Regions from separate parts of the Mus musculus genome. Here region 1 is linked to region 2. Evidence: chromatin loops called from intact Hi-C (ENCODE). Cell type or tissue: left cerebral cortex. All regions are shown on one strand.

What was found. Hi-C counts contacts between places; a loop is a spot of excess contacts. Peaks named below come from ENCODE experiments on the same cell type or tissue, not always from the same donor. Only the 100,000 strongest peaks of a DNase experiment are listed, where the experiment ranks them.
Region 1: it touches region 2 in a loop (2.5-fold over the local background); 1 of 42 quality-filtered maps calls a loop at or near these places.

Annotation. Positions count from the first base shown.
Region 1 is chr19:16,257,354-16,265,353 of GRCm38, reverse strand. All of the region lies in intron 2 of Gnaq (guanine nucleotide binding protein, alpha q polypeptide), which reads right to left. Among named protein-coding and RNA genes, the nearest start is that of Mir496b, 54 kb to the left of the region's middle. In left cerebral cortex, a CTCF peak has its summit at 4,730 (motif pointing left); DNase peaks (open chromatin) are centred at 4,187, 4,730, 5,131, 6,162 and 3 more places; H3K27ac peaks cover 3,476 bases.
Region 2 is chr19:16,340,911-16,348,910 of GRCm38, reverse strand. The region is part of intron 5 of Gnaq (guanine nucleotide binding protein, alpha q polypeptide); the gene reads right to left. Among named protein-coding and RNA genes, the nearest start is that of Mir496b, 30 kb to the right of the region's middle. In left cerebral cortex, a CTCF peak has its summit at 6,025 (motif pointing left); DNase peaks (open chromatin) are centred at 1,993, 2,880, 3,209, 6,010 and 1 more place; H3K27ac peaks cover 1,952 bases.

The sequences.
Region 1 (8,000 bases), 84 kb after region 2:
CATGTTCAAGTGATTCTAGAAAAAAATCCAAACTTTATAATGCCACCTACAAAATACTCCTTAACTTGGCTACTTCCTACTTTGTCTTTGAGGCCTTTGAATCACCTGTAATTAAAAACTAAGTAGAAGAACCAGATAATAGATTTCCTTAATGTAATTCTTTTCAACAAGTCAAAGTATCTTACTATTATGAGAGTTTTTAAGGGCAGAATTAAAAACTCAACTTTGAGGCCAACAGCTCAATTGAGTTTAGTCATTACTGGAGTTTATTTGGATATTTCCCTTTGTAGATAATCAAATTATACCATACCGACAGACACATTTGCTTCATATATTTGAGTTTTATATCTTTTCTAGGTTAGCATACTTGTACCCTAGGGATGCTCACCTGGAGTAAAACAGTGTCCAAAACAACAATAAAATGTCACAATGAAATACTGTTTTATTGAATTAATATATGCCAATAAAAAAAACATGAATTCAAATGCCCACAGAAAGCTGAGTGAGTGAGTTGTGGGTTACCCTAAAAAGGAAACTAAGAGACAACCAAAAAATGTGTGTTGGGGTGGAGGGAACCCACTGATACATATGAGCATGCATAAAAACCTTGGAGAATGATGTTAATGTAGTATATTAACATAGATGATCCATACAGTAAGATTCCATTCCGGTGGAATCCAAGAATAGATAAAATGAATCTAGTCACAGAAACCAAAATTAGATGACAATGGGCAGGAGACTAATGCCATAGACATGGGACAGTGTGTTGGAGACTAATGGACAATGGACACTGTGGTAGAAATGCTCCCTCGTTGATGGCACAGGCGGGCACATAACAGAATCATTTGTCCTAGCACCTCACTGTGTACAGGAAATATGAGGACATTCATTGGAAGCACATTATTTCTTCGATAACTTATGTTAAAAACCTGTGGCTCTACCTACAATATATGCTGAAAGCTTAGGGAATACCGAAAGAACCAACCACTAGTTAACAAAGAATTGTAGCTTTTTCTAATATTGGTTTTTATTTATTTGTTTGGTTGGTTGGTTGGTTTTGGTTTTTTGAGACAGGGTTTCTCTGTGTAGCCCTGGCTGTTCTGGAACTAACTCTGTAGACCAAGCTGGCATGGAACTCAGAAATCCTCCTGCCTCTGCTTCCTAAGTGCTGGGATTAAAGGTGTGAGCCACCACTGCCCGGCTAATATTGTTTTCTTAAGGCAGTCCTAAATAATATTATGTTCTTTACCAAGCTCTGAACTCTTCATAACTCAGAACCATTATTCACTATCAATACAAGTTGTGCATTCAAACTCCAAAATCTTTACATCCAAAAATGCTCAAAATATGAAAACTTTCAGCATGCACATCACAGTGGGAAATACAACATGAAACTTCATTTCATGAGCAAAACAATTTTTTAAAAAATTAAGTGTGTTCCGAATGTGTGTGTGTAAGATATAGACAAACATAAATGAATTTCTATTTAGACTTGGGCCTCATCCCCAATATAACTCATCATGTACATGCATCCATTTCAGAATCAGGTGGGGGGGGGGATCCAAAATACTTCTGGTCCCCAAGCAGCCCCTCAGATATAGGATATTCACTATGGATTCTACTTTTGTATCAAAGATGAACATAACCATTTCTATGAGAAGATGGGTTAAATATAGAGTTTGGAAATGCCGTTGGGGGAGGGGAGTGATGTGGCTCAGTAGATAGACATGTGCTTCAGGCCTCCATCCCCAGAGCCCACATAGTGAAAGGAGAGGACAGTTATATTCTGCATGTGTACCATGACCTGTACACACACACACACACACACACTAAACATAAACGCCATGTTTTAAAAAGCCATTTTTCAAACAGTTTTTTAAACAGTTTTTCCTTCTCTGATTCAAAAGATTATAAAGATTTGTTTTGTTTTGTTGGGGTGGGGTTATACTATTTTATGATGAAATCTCAGAAGAGTCTTCAATAGCCTTTTCATATCTTCTTAGGCAAGGTATTCAAATGATGCTTCTCATCCATTTTCTGTAAACACGGGGTGATGCACTATCAAGTTTAACTCCAGTATCTATCCAGAGGAGGACATGTGGAGGACATGGCAGTTGTTCAGTTTGTTATAAATTTACTTATCCTGATACTGTCTATGCAGGCACAACTTTACGACTGTACTGCTGTGGCCAAATATAAACCTAATGGTTCCTTCAGCTCTGGGATTGCTACAGAGCAAAGGAGTCTCCTATAGGACAACTGAGTTTTAGGTTGGTGCTTCTTTTCTTGTTTGTTTTCACCCTAAGCAGTGCTGAGCTTTCCCAGGGTGTATGTGCATTGCCATAAATGGCCATATGCAGGAGAGCAACTGGAACCTTGGACAAAACATTGCCTATGCCCCAAATGATCTCATGCACATTGAGTTTGGGACTTTATTTTATTCCAGGACTAATAAGGAATACATTTTAGTAATTTACTCAAATCGAATAATAGGTAACACAAGTGTCCACGAAGACTTCCTGGGTAGCAATTGTCTCTGTCACAGGTTCTATTTCAGGTTAACACTTCTACAGCACCCGCCCAGCACCTAGCTGAGTGACTCCAGCCTCAGAACACAGAAAGCAAGCAGACCAAAAGTACAAATGGTCAACATTCTCTACAAACATTCTAAAATCATGGTCAAATTGCCATTGAACTACTAGGGTCTAAGCTCTGTGAAGCTTGAGAGCCAAACGTGAGAGTTCCGTTTGTTTCACAGCAGTGCTTCAGCTGCAGCTTCCCTTCACTGGAGGAATACAAGCCAAGGCTTAGCTCTGGAGGGAACAGCATGTGTATAAATGGAATCTGCCATATGCTAAATGTGCGTATGACACAGCTCTCCCATAGAACACTGTTCTTCATTTTAGGAAACTCATAATGCAAACACACAATTTATTATGAGCTATAGAATAAAAGCACGCTTTAATATATTTTGACACATTTAATTCTCAATCACACATGTGTTTGATTGACAGAGAGATCATCTAACCATCTACTGTTCCACAAATAGGAACACCACACCAAAGCCCAGAGAAAGAAAAAGGCCAAGATCACATTCAAAAAGATTGTTAAGACGGCTGGAAGGACCCCTCGGGTTAGAACACTTGTGTTACTCTTTCTTGCAGAGAATCCAGGTTGGATTCCCAACACCCACATGGTGGCTTGCCCATCCGTTACTCAGTTCTAGGGGATCTAACACTTCCTCTGACCTCTACAGCATTAGGCACTCATGTGGTACACATGAATATATGCTGGCAAAACATGTATGTATATAAAATAAGCCTTAAAAAGTGGAGAAACATTTTTAAAAGACTGTTAAGGTTTTAGACTATTTTAAGCAGCAACCTACCTCTGTAGATACAATACTGATTCGCGTGAGTGAGACGTTGGGAATAAGAAGCTGATACTCTATCTGAAAGCTTGGCACACTGACAGTGCCATCTCTCAGGGGCCAGCGCTGACAATGAAAGAAGAGGAAGTGTAAGGTGGAGTCTGCGGGAGGCATATCTGGAAAAGGATAGGCCAGGTCATGAGGACATTCTCATAAAGACACTGGAGGGAGGGAGGGACCAGGCAGCAGAATCTGCTCCCAGGGGAGGCAAGGATCTGAAAGTGCAACAGAGCAGGGTCTGTACTCTTCCCACCAGGTGTTGAGCGTGTTGCAAGCCCCACTTAGGCCAGCCAGTTGACGGACCGGGACAATTTCAGTATGAACTATCTTCTTGTTTTCACAGACAAGGAATGGCAGCTGACAGCTCCAGGGTGGATGAACTTCTGAAGAAAAGAAACCTTATTATATTTATTATCCTTTTTGAAGACTGGCTGTAACCCTAAGGGAAATAATAGTATGTATTCCCTATTAGAGCTAATAACAGAAATGCATATTTATTTTATATTTATTTGTAGTGCCCCTAGGAGTTAAAAACTTCTCCCAAATGAAAGCAATGATGAAATATAATTGTTAAGTTGCTTACTGCAAATGAGAGTTTAGAGCTGAGCATTTTAGAATCCCTGGAGTGAGGCTGGGTGGAGGCTGGGAAGAGAGAGCAGGGTAAGAAGAAATGATGTGTACAGAATGACAGTGGCTATCAGCTACAAGGCTGCTTCTGGGCCTGAAGCCAAGAAAAAGACAGATATCTAAAAGCAGAGCTGAGGCTAGGCACTACATAAACCATGGACATAGCCCAACATCTGTGGCATCTACACCTGTAGCTCATGGCCACCGTGGTTATCAGGAATATTACTAATGCCATCCACCATGCCTGTTTTTATCAAGTAGCTGTGCTACAAGGGACAGTTCACACAACTATTAGTCTCTGACTGGCCTCAGGTAAGTTGACAAACACAGTAAAAAAATGAGTCTTCCTTCCCAGGTCTACTTCCTTTTCTGGACTCTAACACCTGCTGCTGTTCTGGGTAAAAGGCAATGGCTCAGGTTTGGTGACATTCTCACTCTATCTTCTCCTAGCTCCTACCCCATCTCTACATACACCTCTTTATCCCACTCGTCTAGAAGTATGAGGGTAAAATTAGATGCTAAGTGTGTAAAATAAAGAGACTGAGCAGGAGAGATATCTCAGTGGTTAAGAGCACTGGCTTCTCTTCCAAAAGGTAGAAGCTTAATTCCCAGCAAGCACATAGGGGCTTCAAGATACTCGGTAACTTCAGTTCCAGGGGATGCCCTCTTCTGGACTCCTTAGGTACTGCATACATTTGATGTACATGCAAGGCAACATGCCCATACAATAAAATAAATAATTTTTTGAGGCAAGGAAAAGGGACTGTCCATTTTAACTGGTGTTTAACTAAGCCTCTGGGAAATGCATCCCTTTATCCTTAGAACTCCCTTGAACACATGTTATACCTCTTCAGACATTCACGGTGGGAGTGCTAATCAATATATCTCAGCTTTAAAATAACCTTATTAGAACATGGGCGGCACCATGAGAGCAGCAGGAAGGGTGAGACAGTTGGTTCCATGTGATTCTCTGAACCAGTAATGTGACTAGAAACTGAATTCTCTGCTGGAGCTGGAGCAGATTGTTCACTGCGACAAAGGAGAGTCAAGATAGCTGTACTGTTGCTCTATAAGTAACTTCTTCCCATTCTTAGACAGACACATGATCTGTACCCACTTAGATGTTGCCAGAAACGACATCTCTGTACAACACAGCCTCTTCAGTGAAGAAGCTCTCGGCTATGCTAACCCACACATTCAGGGTATGGGGAAGAGGTACATATAAATGCAGCCTAGATCTTTACTAGGCTCAGCCATAGTGCACCAGCTCTGCTGTCCCTACAGACCTTTGGCAGAGGCCACTATCTACGCAGATAAACTATCAGGCTAAAGCCTGGGTGGGCACCACAAGCAAGTTCGTTGACTCATCTGCTAATTACTTCCTGTGTTTGCTTCCCTCAAGAAGCTTGAAATGGACAAACACCTTGGAAAATATCTACTCTTACAGATCAAAGCCAAGTACAATATAAAGAAAGAGCTTCAGAAACTGTACTCAGAAACCAGCCTGCTTCCCCCAGAATCAGGAGTCGTGCTGAATGGCACCCCTCAATCTTTCACATAATAAAATCTCTCACAGGCGTGGTTTAACAGAGGGCCTTACTGACCACACCAGTTGTTGGGAATCAAACACAGCACAGTAGGGCCTGTCTACTCGCTTCACCTCACTACTGCTATTCTTCAGCAGGAGAGAAGAGAGAAATACAGAGGCCCATACACTAAGCATTTCCCGATATGCAGCAGTGTTTCTGAAAACCAGTTAACTACATGCCAGCTGTAAAATCGTCTGCCCCCTCTGACTACCAGGATCACTGTTTCACGTATTTAAAACTTGGGGTGGTATGGCTAGAAATATAAACCAAATACTTGCCCTGTATGCCTACCAATAAACATAAAACAGTAAACTACTGCTTTTGTGTTTTATTGCCCCTGAAATGTTAAGGAAACTGGCATGAGGACTTGGCAGGTAGATTGGGGTCTTTAGGTTCCTTAGGTAGAAATATCTGGTCTCCTCTCAGGAGCAGGACAGCAAGCAGTGTGTAGAGCTCCTTTTCCTACAGGGAGTGGCAGGACTTCAACTCCAAACAAAGCCTCAGCCAGCTTCCTCCAACTAGGCACACCCACATACTGGGAAGTTAGGCATGGTGCTGAACCCCTCTCACAGGATGATAACTCAGTTTCCTTTTTACATTGTTAAGCACCAATGAAATGATGTTTCAGAACTCCACCTAAGCCAATAAAGGGGGGTCTATCATACTGGGGTAGCTGCTGTTATAAATCTAAACTGATGGGTAAATAAACACCACACCTCCTAAGACTGCCTTAAACCTCTAAGCTGGTTTACAGCCAGTGTTTCAGAAGAGTTTTGCTACCTGGGTGTGTGCCTGTATGCTAAGTACTAGCTATTAACTCTTGCTTGATCCTTATCTCTTAAGAGTTCCCCAATAACCCTATAAGGTAAATATTATTAGCATTTCTACTTCACTGAAAGAATGGGCTTTGCCCCAGGTCATTTGGTCATAAATTAGTGAGCTGGCTTTAACTTCTGTCTCTAAGAAAGCAATTAAAAAGTATGGAAAGCAGTGAGCATATGAGCTATAACAACCGTATTCTCTACCTGATTTTCACTCCTTCTTAATCACAAAATAGAACCTTAAAAGGTCAAAATTCTCCATACAGAGTAACTGAAGGGGGAAAAAATCAATTAAAATAGATTTTTTTCACAATACATTAAATGTAATAAATCCTTTCAGCTAGATTAACTTTCTTACATGTGAGCCAAAAAAACTGATCCTTGGAAGCAGATGAGATGACCACTCATCAACACTCACATTCCAAACAATGGGCAAGTCCCATGAGCAAGTAGGGGGCTGCAATCCTCAGCACCATTTCCACAGCTCCTGGGCTCCTGGGACATTGCACTGACTGGCTCTCTAGTATGGCATAGCCTGTGCTCTTGTCCAAGTATCATGTATTTTTTGCTGCATACTGCAGAGCCTGACAGTTTGATGCTTGCTATTACTATTGGCTTCTCATGAGTTTCACAGTGGTTTTAGAAATAGCCCTGTTAGCATCCTACATGGTGGGAAGAGCAGGGAAAGCCAGTCACTTCCTTTTCTCAGGACACTGGACACTGGGGTAGAACTGTCAACTGGCAAGTTAATGCATTCACACTTACTGAGACTGCTGCATTATTTCCAAGTTAGGAGACTGGCCATGTAAGAAAAAGATAAATGAATAATCTATGTTTGTCTTTTCCCAAACTAGCATTTTAGGAGGGGTGATGAAAATTATAATACTTTAATAATTTTCACGTAAAAACTATTATGATCTTGTTCTGTACATAAGACAGCAACATGGTGAGAATATGATTGGTTATTCTGATCTCTTATTGGGCTTAGTTAATAGAAATAATTCACTTTTACTGAGAGGAAGGTAAAAAATGGACTTAATTAAATCTCACTACAAACAACATAGCCTCAGTGGGGTGTGGTGGTATGTACTTATAATCCCAATTCTTGGAAGTCAGAAGCAGGTAGACCACCACAAATTTGAGTCTACTCTGGTCTATATAAGTGAGTTCTAGATTAGCCAGAGCTGAATAGAGAAAACTGTGCCAACAAACAACAAAAAGGCACAACCTCTTCTGCAATGCCCATTTTCTTTGTTACTATCATTATTTGCCACCCTAAAGTCCAAGGTCTGCCACCTGCAGTGCACACCCAATGCATCTTTAGTCTATACTCTGCCAAAGCTCCTTCCATCGACCTCTACTTCCTGTCTTTCTGTCCAGCAGCCTGTGTATCCAGAGGACAGAAGCCGGCCGATGCTGATTCTACAGCCTACTTCAGGGCTCTCATAGAAGTGCTGTTTTAAAAGTAACCGGGCTGGTATGAGAGTAAAGGGCGGGTAGAGGAGCTTGCTGCCAACCCTGACTCCAAAGCTG
Region 2 (8,000 bases):
AGAGAAGGGAGAAAAGGGAAGGGGGAGAGGATGCAGAGGAAGAGGAAGAAGAAGAAAAGCTGAGCAGAAGCACATGGCCCGGAGAAACTGCAAGTTCTAAGGGGTCTCATAGATGGAGAAGATGGTAGCATAGTGGTAGATCTGCCCAATATAGGTACACATCATGTAATCACATGAACTGTGTCGTGTTTTTATTACCAGGGCATATCTGGGAGGAGATTTACTGCAACACAATCCACTACTTCAAAGTGGACAAAGAGTAAATTACATTTGTCCAAACTTTAATTATCAGTGTGAAGTATTAAATAAAACCTATTTTCTAAATTTGTGTATGTGTTCGTGTGAGGTATGTGCACACATGTATAGAGGACAGAGGCTGATGTTGGGTGTCTTCTTCTATGTAAAGTTGCTGTTGAGAAATAAAATATGAAGAAGAAAACAAAGACATATTTATAGCTCTTTCATGTAACTCTTCCCTGCCCTTTCTCAGTGTTTTCTAGCTCCCGTGTATCAGTAGTTTATAAGACCCACAGCTCAGAGTAGATTGCTATTGGTGACTACTGAGATGCTCTCACAGGGGAAATGTCTACTTGTAAGCAGCCTGGAGAAACAAGTAACGCTGTGCTCCCTTGTGGTTTTCAACAATAATGGACATGGGATGGGTGTCTTGGTTAGGGTTGTACTGCTGTGAACAGACACCATGACCAAGGAAGGCAAGTCTTATAAAGGAATTATAGTGGTTGGCTTATAGGTTCAGAGGTTCAGTCCATTATCATCAAGGTGGGAGCATGGCAGTGTCCAGGTAGGCGTGGTGCAGGCAGAGCTCAGAGTTCTATATCTTCATCTGAAGGCTGCTAGCAAAATACTGTCTTCCAGGCAGTTAGAAATAGGATCTTAAAACCCATACCCACAATGATATACCTACTCCAACAGAGCCACACCTCTCAACAGTGCCACTCCCTGGGCCAAGCATATACAAACTATCACAGTGGGCGTGGGGAGCAGTCTGCTTTCCATTGAGTCTGACCCAGATGAGAGAAATGTGCTTATCTTATGCAAATGCCCAGCTTGGTGGGCTACAGGTATGAATTCCAAGGTGTTCAGATGCTGGGGTGGATATAAATCGCTCTGTAGTTACCAACAGCAGCCCACATATGTCTACAAAGTAACATCTGGAGATGTCATACACAGGGGGACAGGATATATTCAGAGGAATTACTGCTCCAGTAAGTGCACTCTGCTCTTGTGTGTGACAAGTTACTCCTGATGCTCCTCTGAGGGTCTACAAAAGGCATGGCTCATCAACCAAAAGTGACACAGCTACTGTGTCTTCCCAAATTCTTTCCCAAATGCTCTCTGTTCTTATATAAAGTTAAATACTCAAAATTTATTTTTCAGATTTCTTCTTAAGGCCTGTAGTACAGCCTGGTAAAATGGGATGAGAATACTGACATCTCAGGAGATGCATTTTCCTGTTTTTACACACACACACACACACACACACACACACACACACAGAGCAAGACAACAAAGTTGCCTAGAAGTGAAGGAACAATTTCTATGTCGAAGTGGTCTGCTTTCATAGGGTTTTCTTTCTATTTTAGCCTAGCCTAACACTTAATCAAGACTGCTAGATCTCACAGTCATGCAGCCCGCCTCCTACCGTCTGTGCCCCTGGCATGGGCCTTGGAAAGAAGGCCTGCATGTGGGGATTCACTGAAAGTGAATGCTCTGAAGCTGTAGCTTTTAAGTCTGGGCTCTGGATAAACAGCAACACTGTGAAGGGAACTAGATTTTCATCTTTCTGGATCTGGAATTATCACCATCACATTATAATAATCACTTATGTAACACCAACAACATGCCACTGACTGTCCTATTTCATGTGTTTAGTTAGAGTGAACCTTTACTTTAACCCAAACACAGCCAAGTAAACTGAGGCCCTAGAGTCTCCAACACTGATGGTAGCCGATCTGGGATTGGGATATATGTAATAATAACTAGGTCCTACAACTGCTCCTTTGGAATTTGAGGCACTCTGCATTGTTAACAGGAAATGAACACTGAATGACTCAAGAAAGCCCTATGGTCTTCAAGCCTTAAGCTCCTTTATTGTGATGGGGCATCATGTCAGGAGATCCATATGGATCATGGAGGTCATGTTCCCTAGACCATGGCAGGTGCTTAACAAATAGAAAGTGCCAGAGCCTTCTTATTCCATGTTCAACTCAATGCCAGAAACAGCCTCCTCTCAGCCTACCAAGCAGCAATAGATTGTGGGCCCAACACTGGGCTTGGGACCTGCAGTCACCTCTTGCCACTCGCTGCTCCATACCTCCAGTTTCTTTGTAACACAGCCACCAGTTAAAGCCAATGGCCCTCACACCAGTAGAACATTTTCTGTGAGGCATATCTTTATTCTAAGGATGTTTTCTGAAGACGCCTACCTATAGATGTTCAGGTTAGGAACTTGTTCTTCAGGCGTACTTCAATGCTGTTTTAAACACTTTGAGTAGCCCTAAGCCAAATGGCCATCTTGATGACCTCTTGGTCATCTTGAGGCCTGTATCTTTAGTGAGCTGTGGGTCTTAGACAACCTATGGTACTTATGGCAACTGCAATGAAAACATCAGCCAGTGCCTCGTGATGCATACCCAGGACCTATGCTGGGTAGGAGTGGAATGCATGGGATGGTTCACTCATTATGTGCCCAACACCGGAAGTGTTTGTGAAGGACAGGCAAAGATGCTACTTCCCACTGCAAGCCGCCACAAACTGAGACCAGGTATCAGTCAAGCACAGACACCAGAAACTTGTCCTGGGTCCACAACAAGCCTTGAGCACAGAGGCTCCTCTCTGAGCAGGGCTGCATTTCCTCTTCTCCCTCTGGAATCCGCTCTACTTAGGTGTGACCTGGCTTCTGAAATTCCAAACCATGTCTCTGGTAGCCAGAGGCTCTAAACATCTCTTGTTCTGACAATAGTCTGGCTATTTTCCTGAAACTGAACAAAGGTTATCTATTTTTTGTGTCTCTGTAAAATGACTCTTATTGAGCACTGGCAATTTAATCATAAAACAGGCCATTTCAAATCCAGTCCTTCATACTTTACAAGTTGTGGCATCCCAGCTCTATGGGCAACTCTATGCAAGGCAGAGGAAGCACAGATGGGAATCATGCTGGAAGCATTTGGATTCTATGTTGCCTTTTGTCGGCAAGCTATTTAAGGGATGTGGAGGTAGTGAGATGGGGGCCATTGGGTTTATATTAAGCTACCAGTCAGGATGGCCATGGCTCAATGACAGTTTCTGAATGACTTCACTGGGCACACTAGTCCAGTAACTGGGGCAAACACACAGATCAGTTGTAAACTACGTGTACTAACAGTGTGCACTAATCAGGAGGAACACAGCTAATGTAACTTTAAACAGAAAGGAAAATACAGAAGCATCACATGTTCTTGTCTAAAGGAAATGCAGGGACAGAATGAAGCAGAGCGCCATGGCTCTACATGGCTAACATGGCTGTCCTCTGAGAGGCTCTACCAGCAGCTGACTCAGACAGATGCAGATACTTATAGCCAAGTATTGGACTGAGGTCAGGAGCCCTGTGGAAGAGTTAGGGGAAGGACTGAAGGAGCTGAAAGAGATTTCAAGCCCATAGGAGGAACAACAGTATCAAGTAACTGGACCCCTTGGAGCTCTCAGAGGCTAAGCCACCAACCAAAGAGCATACATGGGCTGGTCGGTGGCCCCTGCACATACATAGCAGAGGACGGCCTTGTCTGGCCTCAGTGGGAAAGGATGCACTTAATCCTGTAGAAACTTGATGTTCCAGGGAAGGGAGATGCTAGTGGGGTGAAATGGAGTGGTTGGGTGGTTGGGTGCGGGGAGCACTCTCTCAGAAGCAAAGGTGAGGGGGAAGGGGAAAAGAACTCATGGAGAAGGGACCGTGAAGGGGGGGGGCAACATTTGGAATGTAAATATATAAATAATAAAAAATTATGGGAAAACCAAAACAACAACAAAAGCCTAAGTTCAGCAGAGAAAGAATTATGTACTGTAACTGCTCCAGGCTCCATGCCCCCTTCCTCCTACTGCCGAAATGAAAATGAGAACAAAGAACAGTCTGAGCAACAAGAAAACTACCTTCTCGCGCGCGCACACACACACACACACACACACACACTTTAGAACGGAACTTGCATGGTGGCATATGCCTACACTCTTGGCCCTTGGGAGGTGGAAGTAGAATTGGGAATTCACTCAAGCACATCCTTGGCTACGCACAAATTTGGGGTTAGCCTAGGCTGCATGAAACCCTGTTTTAACCAACCAACCAACCAACCAACCAACACACCCACCCACCCCAGAGTAGAAACAAAGGTCCCATAAGACAGTGATTCTTCTGAGTATAATAGTCTTTGGTACTTGCAGCTTGGTTGCATTTACATCTATTCCATTTCTCTATCTTAAAGATGGTGTTCATGATTTAACACTTAGAACCTACAACCCAAAAAGGGTTTCCAACTCACTCAATGTGTTAAGACAAAACATTTACAGGCTGTGGTGGTTTGAATAAGAATGACATCCCACCCCCTCCTCCCATCCCCCAGGCTCATATATTTGAATGCTTAATCACCAAGGAACGGTAGTGTTCAGAAAGATGATGAGATATGGCCTTGTTTGAGGAAGTGTCACTAGGAATGGGCTTTGAGGTTTCAAAAGGCCAAATCAGGTCCTGTGAGTGTGTGTGTGTGTGTGTGTGTGTGTGTGTGTGTGTGTGTGTGTATGTGTGTCTGTCTGTCTGTCTGTCTGTCTCTACTTGCAGTTCAGGATGTAGCTCTCATCTACTTCTCCAGTACCAGGCCTGCCTGCCTATCACCATACTCCCTGCCGTGATGGTTATACTAAATGTCTGAAACTGCAGACAAGCCTCGAATTAAATGCTTTCTCTTATAAGAGTTGCCTCATAAGAGAGCTTGTCTCAGTCCAGTTTGGAGGCTGGAATTCTAACATGATGTAGCTCTATCAATGTGGCCACCAGTCAGTCTTGTTCATTAACAATTCATCCTGTGAGACCAACACTGATTTTTCTCTAAGTGAAGTCCTTAGTAACCTAGTCACCTTTGAGTAGATTCCTCTTCTAAAACATTCTTACCATTTATTATTACTATCACAGTGGGAGCCACATACACCCCTGTGGAAACTTAAGCTGTATCCGAATGAGGACAGAGTGAACACTTCCTTTGTTCTTGGGTTGTTAGACTAAGAAGACATGATTTAGGAACCAGACAATAAGGAAGCAAGAGTACTCTCAACTCCTAGTGAGAGCAGCAGCCCTTGGTTCTTCCTGGTTACATGGGCTCCTATGAGCTCCAGCTACAAAGCTATGACTAACATAAACACAGTGAACAATCAAACAGATGCAGAGGTAACAAACAGAAGGTGGAAGGTTTTAACAGACAGAGTCCCAGGATAACTTCTGTGAGATAATGTATCCCAAATATAGTAGGGAATCTGCACCCATGAAATCTCAAAATTATGGTCACCTAAACAAGCCCTGAAAAATGACATGCCAGCATAGAGGGGAAAAAAAATCTCACAAGGCCCCAACCCTACATGAGAAGCTACAGGCAATTATGGCTACTGAGAAGAGAAAATTCAGTCTTTTCCACTATGATTTGTCTAATCAAGTGCTCAGCGCTATACACAAGGGCATATGAGCAATGCTAATATATATATATAACACTAATTATAAAATAAAAGGGATCATGAATTTGAGAGGGAGTGTGTGCATGTATGTGTGGGCAGGGCAATGACATAGGAAGAGCTGGAGGGGAGAGGGGAGGAGCTACCTCTGCAATGATTGATGTAAATACAGTAATTATGTATGAAATTCCCCAAAACAGAATATGAAAAATTGAGCTGGAGATATGGCTGCTCATCCAGAAGACCCTGGATTCAATTTTTGAGACCCAGTCATCTCAAACTCCGATTCCCGGGGATTTGATGCCCTCTTCTGGTCTCCAGAGGCAATGCATGCACATAGTGCAAAGACAAACCACCCTATGCATGAAGATAAATAAAAATCACAAAAATTTATATTAAAAAAGAAGTACCAAACATTTTGTTATTAAGTAATTGCATTTTAAAAGCTGTGTTGTTTTTAGTATTTTCCATTTTGGTGTATATTTCTACCTTCTGTTCTGTTAGCTTGGAAGGAATTTTCTAACACAAAGATTTTCATGTTTTTGGCTTTCATACAGTGTTTTTCTCATACCTGAATCTTATATAGTAAATGCTTAAATCTATTGAATGAGAAAACTCTCTTAAAACTAAATTAGCAGGTGATTTTACAGATGGAAGTTGTCTCAATTTCTCCATTAAAATTATTGATGATGTGAGCTATCATGTACTTGATATTTACGTGTTCTCGGTAGTTTCTCTATTACCTATTTTAATATTCCCTACAACAAAAGACAAATAGCATCATTATTACAGTTTGAATCTGCGATGGCCCCCACAGGCTCATTTTTGGACTCCCAGTTGCCAGCTTGTGGTCCTATTCTTAAGAGAGTGGGCCCCTTAAGAAGTGGGGTCTGGGTGTTGAAGAAGACTTCTATATCCTTCTCCTGTCTACACGATTCTCTGTCTAGTACCATGGGGAATCTACCACATGTTCTCCCCACCAAGAACCCCATCACACCTTCTGCCTTCAGAAACCACGAGCCCAGGAAAACCTCTGTCCTTTGGTTGTTTCTGAATGCACTTCCTCCCAACAATAGAAAAAGTACCCAATATCTTAGGTGCTTACATTAAAGCTGTTAACACAGAGAAAGTAAGTGTTTGAGATCACTCAGCCTGTGGGTGGAGCTTTGTCTCAACCAGGGCAGTTGGATTCTTTCTACTTCTCTGCTCCTTAGTGAGGGACAGCTCAGGAGTACAACATCCTAAGTGTCCAATGTCTCAGGAAATACATTTCTGTCTTACTGCTGTGTGTGTGTATGTGTGTGCTGCATACATGTGATTGTACAGGTGTGAGGGCCCAATGGCCATGGGCAAGTTAGAGCAGGATGTCATGGGTCTCCATCATTTTCTCCCTATTGCTAGAGACAGTGTCTCTCACAGAACTGGAAGTTCATCGTTTAGACTAATCTGACAGCAAGAACTCCGCAGAGCCTCCTGTCTCTGCCCCACAACACGGACGCTACAGGTATGCACAGCCACACCTGGCTTTTTATGTAGATGCTGGACATCTAAACTCAGGTCCGCATGCTTGCTCTCACCTTCTGAGCCATCTCCCTAGACTATTCCTAGGGTTTCTGTTCGTTTTGTTTTGTTTTTTAAGTGACACCTCAGATTGTTTTAGTTAAAAAAAAAAAAGCCTAAAATTCCATTGCTTTTCTTTATAGATAATGTCACTGTAATATATTCAATCAAGGCAATAAAAGAAACCCTGAAAGGGGCAGTTATATCACCCAGCCCTGTGCCAACCAGGGGGGCTCCAGGCAACCTGAACTATTAAACAGCACACCCAGACATATACACATGCTATTATTACTATGGAGAAGAGAATAAGCAACAGCTTTAAGTTTTATAGAATGTAGATTTCCTGTTACAAGGTAAGTTCTTCCAAACAAAAGGAAGAAGTAGATGGCACTGAAGACCCCAGATGGTGAAAACTGTCTAGACTCTAGTGAGTTGGATCCAGGCATTTCATTGGGCAATCTGTAACACTAGGCTACAGCTCTGAAACTTTCATCTAAGATGGACAACAAGTGCTGGCACAAATCCTGTGTTCATCAGCTGTCTCCCTCACTCCAGGAAACTCCTTGATCTGCTTAATTTTATTTGTTTATTCATTCATTTATTTGTCTATGGCTGTTCTGCCTGTACCACATTTGTTCAGTGCCCTCGAAGGCAAGAAGGCACTAGATCTGCCGAGATTAGAGTGACAGATAAGCAGGGTTAAGAGCCTCTATGAGTGCTTGGAATTGAAC